Regions from separate parts of the Homo sapiens genome. Here region 2 is linked to region 1. Evidence: read pairs that join two places in POLR2A ChIA-PET (ENCODE). Cell type or tissue: HepG2. All regions are shown on one strand. Each heading gives the region's core, and the rest is flanking DNA. Links, peaks and the distances in the headings are about the cores only.

The links. ChIA-PET counts read pairs that join two places held together with the same protein. Peaks named below come from ENCODE experiments on the same cell type or tissue, not always from the same donor. Only the 100,000 strongest peaks of a DNase experiment are listed, where the experiment ranks them.
Region 2: POLR2A ChIA-PET joins it to region 1 with 6 read pairs; 2 of 35 experiments call an interaction of 5 or more read pairs at or near these places.

The regions. Positions count from the first base shown.
Region 1 is chr17:40,446,193-40,451,192 of GRCh38, forward strand. The region is part of intron 1 of IGFBP4 (insulin like growth factor binding protein 4); the gene reads left to right. Among named protein-coding and RNA genes, the nearest start is that of IGFBP4, 5.2 kb to the left of the region's middle. In HepG2, for the core only: a CTCF peak has its summit at 4,185 (motif pointing left); DNase peaks (open chromatin) are centred at 59, 2,248, 2,699, 4,199 and 1 weaker place; H3K4me3 peaks cover 643 bases.
Region 2 is chr17:39,901,666-39,907,271 of GRCh38, forward strand. It overlaps GSDMB (gasdermin B), which reads right to left. Exons shown (of 11, transcript NM_001165958.2): 7 at 5,296-5,322; 8 at 4,446-4,606; 9 at 4,182-4,320; 10 at 3,761-3,831; 11 at 2,930-3,299. The coding sequence ends at 3,147. Among named protein-coding and RNA genes, the nearest start is that of GSDMB, 14 kb to the right of the region's middle. In HepG2, for the core only: no CTCF peak of the experiment used is centred there; a DNase peak (open chromatin) is centred at 3,216; H3K4me3 peaks cover 425 bases.

The sequences.
Region 1 (5,000 bases), core at 1-5,000:
CAACTGCAGTGGCTCATGCCTGTAGTCCCAGGTATTTGGGAGTCTGAGATGAGAAGTTCAAGGTTACAATGAGCTATGATCACGTGATTGCACTCCAGCCTGGGCGACTCTATTTCGTAAAAAAAAAAAAAAAAAAAAGTAGGCCGGGTGCAGTGGCTCACACCTGTAATCTCAGTATTTTGGGAGGCTGAGGAGGGTGAATCACCTGAGGTCAGGAGTTTGAGACCAGCCTGGTCAACATGGTGAAACCTCGTCTCTACTAAAAATACAAAAATTAGCTGGGCATGGTGGTGCGTGCCTGTAGTCCCAGCTACTTGGGAGGCTGAGGCAGGAGAATCACTTGAACCCGGGAGGTGGAGGTTGCAGTGAACCAAGATTGTGCCACTGCGCTTTAGCCTGGGTGACAGAGCGAGACTCTGTCTAAAGAAAACAAAACAAATAAACAAAAAAAACAAAAAACGGTGTCTTGGAATGGGGTGGCTTTAGGTCCCCTTTGGATGACACAGCCAAGGTCTGTAATGCCCCTCCCCCTTTCCTCCTTGCCTTGTCCTCCAGCCTCCAGCCATGCAATGGATGCAGGTATCTGGAGAGAGACGAGGGAAGCCTGGAGGTACCTACTGAGCAAGCTATGCCCGTGCCCTCCCACACCTCCTAGTCATCATAGAAGTAATCCCTTGCTGTGACCTGGGCCACATGGCACCATGTAAAAGGCACTCTCTAGAGTTCTGCTGCAGCCCTGCAGGGTCTGTGGGTGAGATAAGACGACCAAGCCCCTACCCACCCATCTTTTTAGCCTTACACAGTCAGTAGGCCACTGTCTGCTTTAGGTCCCAAGGTTTGGGCCCACTGGCCCGCGAATAGCTTGGTCGAGGGTACCTGTCTATTTTTTCTGCCTTTTCCTTTTGGGGCTGAGTGTCAGCAGGTGGCTGGGGGAGGGTGGCCACTTGGCATGCCCCCTTCTTTGGCTGCTATGGTCCAGCTGCCTCCTGTTTGCCCCAGGGGCAGATCTCCCCTTTCCGTCTCCAGCCACCCCTGCCTGCCCTCCTGTCACAGCTTTCCATGTGCTGGCCAGGTTGTGGCTTAACACCACTGAGGCCACCAGAGATGAGGCGGGGCGTGTGCATCAAAAGTCCACACCTCTGCATCCTGGTACTGATCCTAGACTCATGGAATCTGGGGGAGTGGACAGCGGAAAGATCAGCGTTTGGACGGGGAGTTCCTAAGCTGGGCTCTCAGTCCCTTTGGGACAGGGTTAGGGAACAGGCAGGCTGGGTTAATTTTTAGTCAATGCAGCAAATTCTGCCCCCCTACTTCAGTACTGGGAATCCAGTTATGTCATGGGAACAAGGGCATTCCCAGAAATTCTGTGCCTTGTGGGGAGGGGGAGGGAGGAGCATGGCCGCTTCCCATTTTTAATTTAGTACTGGCAAAGCTAGCAGTATTGGTGCCTCGGGTATCAGGAGTCTTTCCACTTAAAGACAGAGTGCTGCAGAGCTAAGTCTCTCCTCCTCCCCTTCCACCCAGTCTACTTCATTTTCCTAATTTTTAAAGTGGGGAGGGCAACAGGACCTGCCTCACAGGGTTGGGGCGTCTGGCATCGGGTAAGAGCTCAATAAATTGAAGTGATGAGGAAGATGGTGATGAAGAAGCTGATGCTGGGACTTAGGGAAGCGGTAGGACGAGGGAGCAAATTTGGGGCAACATTCAGAGGAGTTGAGAGGGGTGGGGTGGCCTTTGGTGCATTTTGCTGCTGTCAACATGGGAAGAACAGGCCAAGTTGCCTTATCTGTTTTTTATTCTGAGGCTGGCAGCATGACACAGCTGTTGGGGGTGATACCCCTTGAGCCAGACCTCAGAGAAAGGGCCTGGTACCCAGCACCAGCGGTCTTGGCTTCTCCAGCTAGAGTCTAGGGGAAGAGGGAAAAGACCTTTCTAGCAGGACAGGTGGGTGACCCTCTGGATCACAGCTGAAACTTCTGGTCGGGATGGCTGGGCCCACTCAGTTCATAGCCTAGGTGTCTCTCGAGGGCCAGGGGCTGGCGTTGGGGAGAAATTGTGAGGGTAAAATCAGGCAACAGGAAAGAGGAAATCCTCTGGCTTTCGCCACAAACTTTGCAGCCGGTGGTGCCAAAGCCGTGTGGCCTCTTCTCTGGCGCCTTCCCTTCCTCTGCTGCTGGAGCAAAGACCGAGGTTTCCCCTATAGTCAGATGTCAACTGGCTTAGCTCCAAGCTGGGCGCTGTAGGAGGACCAAGCCTACTTGGAAGTCCCATCTCCCAAACAAGCTTTTTGGAGGTCAGACTTTTCAGGGGAATAGGTCTGACTCCACTCCTGCTCAGAGGGGAACCCACAGGCATTGGAATTTCTCCAGAGGGCACTACCAGGATGAGTAGCACCAGGTGGCTGGAACTCTTGTGTGAGCAGGGAAATAGCAAGTATTTAGCCAGTTTTGGAGATGAGAAGGTTAACGTTATCAAGAGACTCAATGCTATAACCCTTACCCCCACAAAAACCTGGTGCTTAGGGGTGGATCCTGGGGTGGCTCTTCAGTCTGCCAGTTAAGCAGGGTTGGGCAAGGAAAAGTTACAGATTACATGGAAAGTCAACAAACCACGGTGCAGAGAAGCTGTTGAAGTCAGCGTGCCCTGCCCTGGCTCTGTGTCTCTGACCAGGGCAGGGTCAGAGTGCCCAAGTGCATGTGGGTAAGGCACATGTGGATGAATGTGTGTCTGGACACGTGATTGTTTGTGTACACTTGCAGTTCTTGAGCCTGAGCCTGTCTGTGTGAGTAGGCAAATACGGATTTACCCTGTGTCCCCATGAGACTAAGGAGGGAGCTACTCTCCCTATCTGGTGGGTGCTACTCCGTGTAGACATGAACTGGGGATAAGTAGGATGGCTAGTGGGGAACCTAACAAGGGAGAAGCCAGGCAGTTTGCTGGCTTAGCTTTTCGTAGGTAACCCTCTGATGTGACATGGGGCCATACCAACCCAAGAGCATAAGCCATGCCTCTGGACTCACCCTGTGCCCCATGCAGCCCTAGGCTTCAGTGAGCATACCTAATCCTCCTTAATGGTAAACATCCCAAATATCCATTAATAATCCTCTGAGGGTTAGTTATTTGTGAACTTTGACTCGTAAAAGCTCAGCACTGTGGCTCACGCCTGTAATCCTAGCACTTTGGGAAGTCTAGGCAGGAGGATCACTTGAGGCCAGGAGTTTGAGACCAGCCTGGGAAACACAGTGACACCCTGTCTCTTAAAAAAAAAAGAAAAGGCCGGGCGCAATGGCTCATGCCTGTAATCCCAGCACTTTGAGAGGCCGAGGCAGGTGGATCACGAGGTCAGGAGATCGAGACCATCCTGGCTAACACGGTGAAACTTCATCTCTACTAAAAATACAAAAAAATTAGCTGGGCATGGTAGCGGGCGCCTGTAGTCCCAGCTACTTGGGAGGCTGAGGCAGGAGAATGGCGTGAACCTGGGAGGTGGAGCTTGCATTGAGCCGAGATCGCGCCACTGCATTCCAGCCTGGGCGACAGAGCGAGACTCCGTCTCAAAAAAAAAAAAAAGGAGAGAGAGAGAGAAAAAGAAACTCAGCATGGAAAGCATAGTTGTGGTCATGCTTCTATTCCATATCTCTTGAGATTTTTGAGGCTGCTACCACCCTAATTCTCCACACTTCCAGGGTGGGAGCTCACTACCTCCTGAAAACTCTTCCTCACTCCTTGAACTCCTGAAAAACCTTCCTCACTCCTTGAACCAAAGAATATTCTACCCATTTACTGAGAGGAATGAATCATTGTACAAAATAGTGCTTGCTTTTTTAAAATTTTGAGACAGGGTCTCACTTGTTGCACAGGCTAGAGTGCAGTGGTGTGATCACTGCTCACTGCAGCCTCGACCTCCTGGGTTCAGGTGATCCTCCCACCTCAGCCTCCCAAGTAGGTGGGACTACACCTGTGCATCACCACACCAGGCTAATTTTTTGTAGAGATAGGGTTTCACTATGTTTCCTAGGCTGGTCTTGAACTCCTGGGTTCAAGCGATCCACCTATTTCGGCCTTCCAAAGTGTTGGGATTACAGGCGTGAGCCACCCCAGCTGGCCCCTAGTACTTTCTTTTATGGTCATTAAAAGAAAGCAAACTCAGGAAAAACAAAGGCTTTCCAGGTTGGAAGGGTGCCCCCTGGTGTTAGTGTCCTGGGCTGTGGCAAACAAGTCCAGGTGATCTCCAGCCCTACTTAAGTAACAGGGTGGGGCCTTTGTCCACATCTCAGCTCAGCCTCTGTCCTTCTGACATTTGGTTCTAATTCTTTAATTCTTGAATTTTTTTTTTGTTTTTTTGTTTTTGTTTTTGTTTTAAGAGACAGGGTCTTGCTCTGTTACCCAGGCTGGAGTGCAGTGGCACAATCATAGCTCACTGTAGCCTTGATGTACTGGGGTCAAGCGATCCTCCTACCTCAGTCTTCTAAGTTAGGACCACAGGCAGGTCTGACTAATTTTTTTTTTTTTGGTAGAGACAGGGTCTTGCTATGTTGCCCAGGCTAGTCTTGAACTCCTGGCCTCAAGTGATCCTCCCACCTCGGCCTCTCAAAGCACTGGGATTACAGGCGTGAGCACCCAGCCTGGTTCTAATTCTTTGAGGTCTTCCATTTCCTTTTTCTCTCCACTCCCCAGTTCCAGCTTACACCCCTGAAACACGGTGACTCCATCCTCAAGCCTTATGGCTTTGTGCAAGGTGGGGGTGTGGAGGGAGGTGATCACTGGGGCAGCTTAGGTTTCTTTGGCTGGAGGAATTCCTTGGGAGGGTCTCAAAGGAAGGGCCTGGATCCCAGATCTTTCTCTGGTTCCTAACCGAGGGCTCAGGATCCATCTCCTTATGGTCCCCTTGGCACAGTCCTCGTCTTCTGAAGTTTATGTTTCTTCTTTTGCTGCCTACCTTGGCCAGGGGGTCTTGCTATAGTGTCTTCTCTTTGGTTGACTCTTAGGAACTTGATGTA
Region 2 (5,606 bases), core at 607-5,606, 540 kb before region 1:
AGCTGGGACTACAGGTGCCTGCCACCATGCCCGGCTAATTTTTTGTATTTTTAGTAGAGATGGGGTTTCACCGTGTCAGCCAGGATGGACTCGATCTCCTGACCTCGTGATCTGCCCACCTTGGCCTCCCGAAGTGCTGGGATTACAGGCGTGAGCCACCGCGCCAGGCCCATGTTTTCTATTTTTTTCTGGGACAACTTTGGGAAATTGTATTTTTTTAGGATAACACCCATTTCACCTAAAATTTCAAATTTATTGGCATAAAGTCGTTTCTAATATCCTCCTGTCTTTTAAATGCCTGTAACATCTTTAGAACTGTTCCCTTTTCACTCTTAAAACTGATGATATTTGCTCCCTCTCTCTTTTTATCACTCTTGTCAAGCTGGGCACGGTGGCTCACACCTATAATCCCAGCACTTTGGGAGGCTGAGGTGGGTGGATTACCTGAAGTCAGGAGTTCAAGATCAGCCTGGCCAACATGGCAAAACTCTTGTCTTTACTAAAAAATACAAAAATTAAACAGGTGTGGTGGTGTGCACCTGTAGTCCCAGCTACTCAAGAGGCTGAGGCAAGAGAATTGTTTGAATCCAGGCAGTGAAGGTTGCAGTGCGCCAAGATTGCACCACTGCACTCCAGCCTGGGAGACAGAGTGAGACTCCATCTCAAAAACAAAAACAAATAAATAAATTAAATTAAATATCACTCTTGTCAGAGATCTGTGAGTCATTTTAAAGGTCCAATGTCTGTCTTTATTGATCCTCTTAATGTTTTTGTTTCTTATTTTGTCAATTTGTGTGCTTTTTCTCCTCTTTTTCCTGGATTTATTTTGCTGGGCTTTTTTGGAGGGGAAGGGAGCGGCTTGTTGTTGGGTTTGTTTTGGAGTTTTCTTTGTTAGCTTTTTGACATGAATACTTAGCTTTTTGATTTTTTTAGCTTTTTTTCTTTTCTAAAACAAACAAGGTGAAACATATATTTTCTCTAAAAACAAAAGACTTTAGCTTAATTCCACAAGTTTGATATGTATATTTTTATTATCACTAAGTAGAAAAAAAAATCTTATAACTTCCATTAGGATTTCTCCCTTGACTTTTGAGTTACTTGACAGTATGTGCCTTAGGCCGGCATAGTGGCTCACTCCTATAATTCCAACACTTCAGGAGGCTGAGGAGGGAGGACCACTTGAGCCTAAGAGTTCAACACCAGCCCTGGCAACATAGTGAGGCCCTGGCAACATAGTGAGACCCCATCTCTACAAAAAATAAAAATAAAAAATTAGATGGGGCATGGTGGTGCGTACCTGTGGTCCCAGCTACTCAGGGGGCTGAAATGGGAGGATCACTTGAGCCCAGGAGGTAGAGGCTGCAGTGAGCCATGATTGCACCACTGCACTCTAGCCTGGGCAACAGAGCAATACCACATCTCTCAAAAGGAAAACATATGTGCCTTAGCCAGCCAAGCACAGTGACTCACACCTGTAATCCCAACACTTTGGGAGGCCAAGGCAGAAGGATCGCTTGAACCCAGAAATTCAAGACCAGCCTGGGCAATACAGGGAGACGCCATCTCTACAAAAAAAATTTTTTAAATTAGCCAGGCATGATGGTGCACACCTGTAGTCCCAGCTACTCAAGAGGCTGAGGTGGGAGGATCGCTTGAGCCTGGGAAGTGGAGGCTGTAGTGAGCTGTGATTGCTCCACTGCACTCCAACCTGGGTGACAGAGCATGACTCTGTCTCAAATATATATATTTGTGGAAGATTACTTCCTCCAGAGATAATTTGTGTTTGGTTCTGACAGGCATCTGGGGGTACATTCAGTCCAAGACCCCCAAAAACCAAGTTCACAATTTCAGATTCTCTGGAATTCTCAAGAGGATACAAATGCAGGCTAAGTTCTGAGAAAAGACTGGGCTGTGGTTTTCTCAGAATTTTTTTTCCTTTCCTTTCGCTAACCTCTTCCTCACTCAGTACCAAGAGAGTCTTCCCTGCAGTCCCCTGGGGGTGGAGTAAGAACAGTAAGTTTACTGCTGATTCACCCTAACACTTACAGTGTAGCCTTTGAGATTAGTCTAATATGGTAGGGCAGGTTTCCTTGTACTAGACTCCCAAACTTGGATAGGCCCTTGGCCTTGGCTTCTGGAGCCATCAGTCCAGGAGGCTAGCCAAACCCAAACTTAGTTTGCCTGGATTTGCAAATATCAATCCCCCTTACCTGAGGCAAAATTACTTTAATGTTCTGATATTTCACTTACCTCTCTGGGTCTCTAGAAAGAAAGGGTAGGTCACAGAGTAACTTCACCTGCTAATTTATATTTGGGAAATGTTTGAATGTTTTATAACAAGCATACATTTCTTTAACTTTTAATTACAGTTTCTTTAAAAATATCAAATAGAACTAAAAAGCTGGCCAGGCGCGGTGGCTCACCGCTGTAATCCCAGTACTTTGGGAGGCCGAGGGGGGTGGATCACTGGAGCTCAGGAGTTCGAGACCAGCCTGGCCAACAAGGGTTAAACCCCATCTCTACTAAAAATACAAAAATTAGCTGGGCATCATTGTGGGCACCTGTAATCCCAGGTATTCTGGAGACTGAGGCAGGAGAATCGCTTGAACCCAGGAGGCAGAGGTTGCAGTGAGCCGAGATCACGCCATTGCACTCCAGCCTAGGCAACAAGCTGTCTCAAAAATAAATAAATAAATAAATAAATAAGTAAATAAATAAATAAATAAATAAAAGCCTGATGATAAAAACAGCAATCTCCTGTCTACCCCTCAGTCCCACACCTGCCAGCCTGCACTCCTTTCATTGCTTTCTAGCTTCCAAAGATGTGTTAAAGTTTCTTATCTGCTGCTGCATTCTTTCTATCCTTGTAGGTTTATACAAAGTTTTTCTATTGCTTTACTGTCATTTAGTGAGGCTTCAAAAGACAAAATTAACATGCACAACCTGCCACTTTTAATCAGAAGTCCATGTATGAAATCCAGGCTGGTTTTGGATGTTAACATGGAGCGAATGGGATACATCAAAGAATGGTTGGCTGCTTGTTTTAAAGAGGTCCCACTGGTGACAGGATGGTAGTGGCGATGGCAGTGAGGACAGACTGGTAAAGGGAAAACCCAGAGGCTTGTGGGGAGAAAGGGCTTTTGTAGTTAGGAAGAGACAGAGGTAGGCCCCTCAGCCAGCTCCAGCAGGATAGAGACAACAACATACAGCGCACAGAGAATTCGTGCCTCAGGGTCATAGTCCATGTCAGGAGGACTGCTGGCCAGCTCATCCCAGTTCTGCTCCATGACAGATTTCACCTGGAAGGAAACCCCCCAGATTGTAACAGCTAGGAACAACGATATACCAGAAATGGCAAATATTTGGCCACACTCCTTGCTGCTGAGCTGATAGGCAGACGTAATAATCCATCATGGCACTCTTTCCTGCAGAGCCCGGAGAGCTTCATACTCTCTCAACATAGTGGCAGGCTCTGCTAGTCAGTCTGCATGGGAACTCAAGATCATACCAGCTGCTGTCCTGGGACTAACCAATTTGCAGCCCTCTCTTGCCCACAGATAAAAAACAGAGCCTAAAGAACCCACCACAAATTGTTCTGGCAACTCTCTGTCCAGGGAATTGTCACAAACCAGCTGCATGGATGTGAGCCGGCAGAAAACTATGGAATAAGAAGGGGCTGTACCCTGGGACTTCTGGGTCCCTTGAGAATATGGGCATTCCCTTCCACTATGACCATGGCCCTCAGCCCAGGCTGTCTCACCTGGTCCTTCAACAGAGGAAGGGTCCCCTTCTCCAGGGCCTCAGCCACAAACTGCTGCTCTTCAGACAGCTCTGGGGGCAAAGAAAGAGTGGTAAAAAGGAGAGATATATGGTGGGACAGGGCCTCAGTGGCTGATCACACCCAGAACATGTATCATCAAAAGGTTCCAGAGAGCCCCTGGGAGTGCTAGATGAGACTTACTCCAAACAGGCCTCTGCTGTGACTCCTGCTTCCCTCTTGGCCTGCAGGAGTCACAGACGAGGAACCAGCCCCTCAATGCCTGGCCTGAGGAAGACATGAAGGAGTGCCCCCCATAAACTGTGAAGAGCAACATGCAGCCCCTCCTCCCAAGATGTGACTCCCCACAGGCCTCTCTGCTCACACTTCCTCCACCCCAGCCTACAGCGAGACCCTTCCTCACCTAGCAGGGCATCCAGGAAGTCCAGAATGGCTTTTGCACGCGCTTCTACCAAGACCCCAGCAGCATTAAAAAGGCTGCTTAGGAGAGGCTTGTCTGGGTCCTCCATGTGTAGCTCCCCGGAAATCAGGACCTCAGATACCTAGGGCCAGGAAGTGTGGGAGATGAGCAGCAGTCTCACCATAGCAGATTATCCTCACTGTGCCAACTGCCATCCCCTCTGGCTCCTATCTCTCTCTGCCCCAAGGCTTTCTTAGGGTCCCTTACTCTTTGCTCTAGATCCTGCCGAATATCCTCCTTGCCGAGGCACTTAGCGAGGGAGTTTAGCACATCTTTTCTCTTCTCCTCTGTCAGGTCCTTGAGGACACTCTCCATGTCCTCCAACTTCTCCTTCATGTTTCTGGAATCCTCCGAACCCAAAGACTTTCCTGTAGAGGCAGCAATTGAGAACCTGGGCCACCCAGCCCAAAAGGTTTTATTTCTAAGGCTCTGTTATTTGTCTGACTGTCTTCTGGAGACCACCTCTTTGTATCTTCCCTTCTTCCAGTCTTTCCGTGTTAAAATTAAGCATCCTTCTTCCAAGATACCTACCATCATTGCCTCCCACTGACCCCACTTCCATCTTCCATCTCCCCAGCTCACCCCCAGTCTAGTCCCAACCCCAAATTCTTCTCCACTTCCTGGAAAAAAACAAAAACTTGGTTATTTGGCCCTTGCCATTCAAAGTGCAGTCCTCAGGCCACACTAGAAGTAATTAGGATTTGGAGAAAGTTAAAGCAGTGGTTCTCAACCTTGACTACATGAGAATCACCTGAGGAGTTATTACAAATCCTGATGTCCAGGCCACACCCCCACAATTAAGTCAGAGTTTCTGGAGACGGGACTCAGTCGTCACTAGTTTTAAAGTTTCCTGGTGTGATTTTGGGGTATAACCAATGAGAACCACTGTGTTTAGAGGAGACAGATGCAGCCTCCAGACTAAAGTTGAAACCTGCTAGGCAGTGCCTCCCGACTTCCTACCCACTCAGCTGACCCCACCTGAGCAGCAGTCTTGAGCCACATGGACTCAGGGTGGGTTGGTGCAGCCACCCTGAACACACTTGGCTATCACCCTTACCTAAACAGGATGAAGCACCATCCTTCTCTGCAGAGAGAGGAAGAGTTATTTCAGAATCTTCAGATCACCTCCAGTCCCCTGCAGACTTCTCTTCCCAGTGATGGAAGTTTTTACTCTTGCAATCTGAGCCCTCACTGCTGGTGCCAGGGAGCCTGCATCCTCACCAGCGTGTGTCAATGGGAAAGCACTGTATTTGCAGACCCTTCCCACATCCTCAAAAACAGGCAGTCATAGGACTGTGCCTAGATGATTGAGGAAGAAGCCAAGGCCCAGAAAGGGGGCAGCATACACTCAGTCGCTCCGCAAATTTG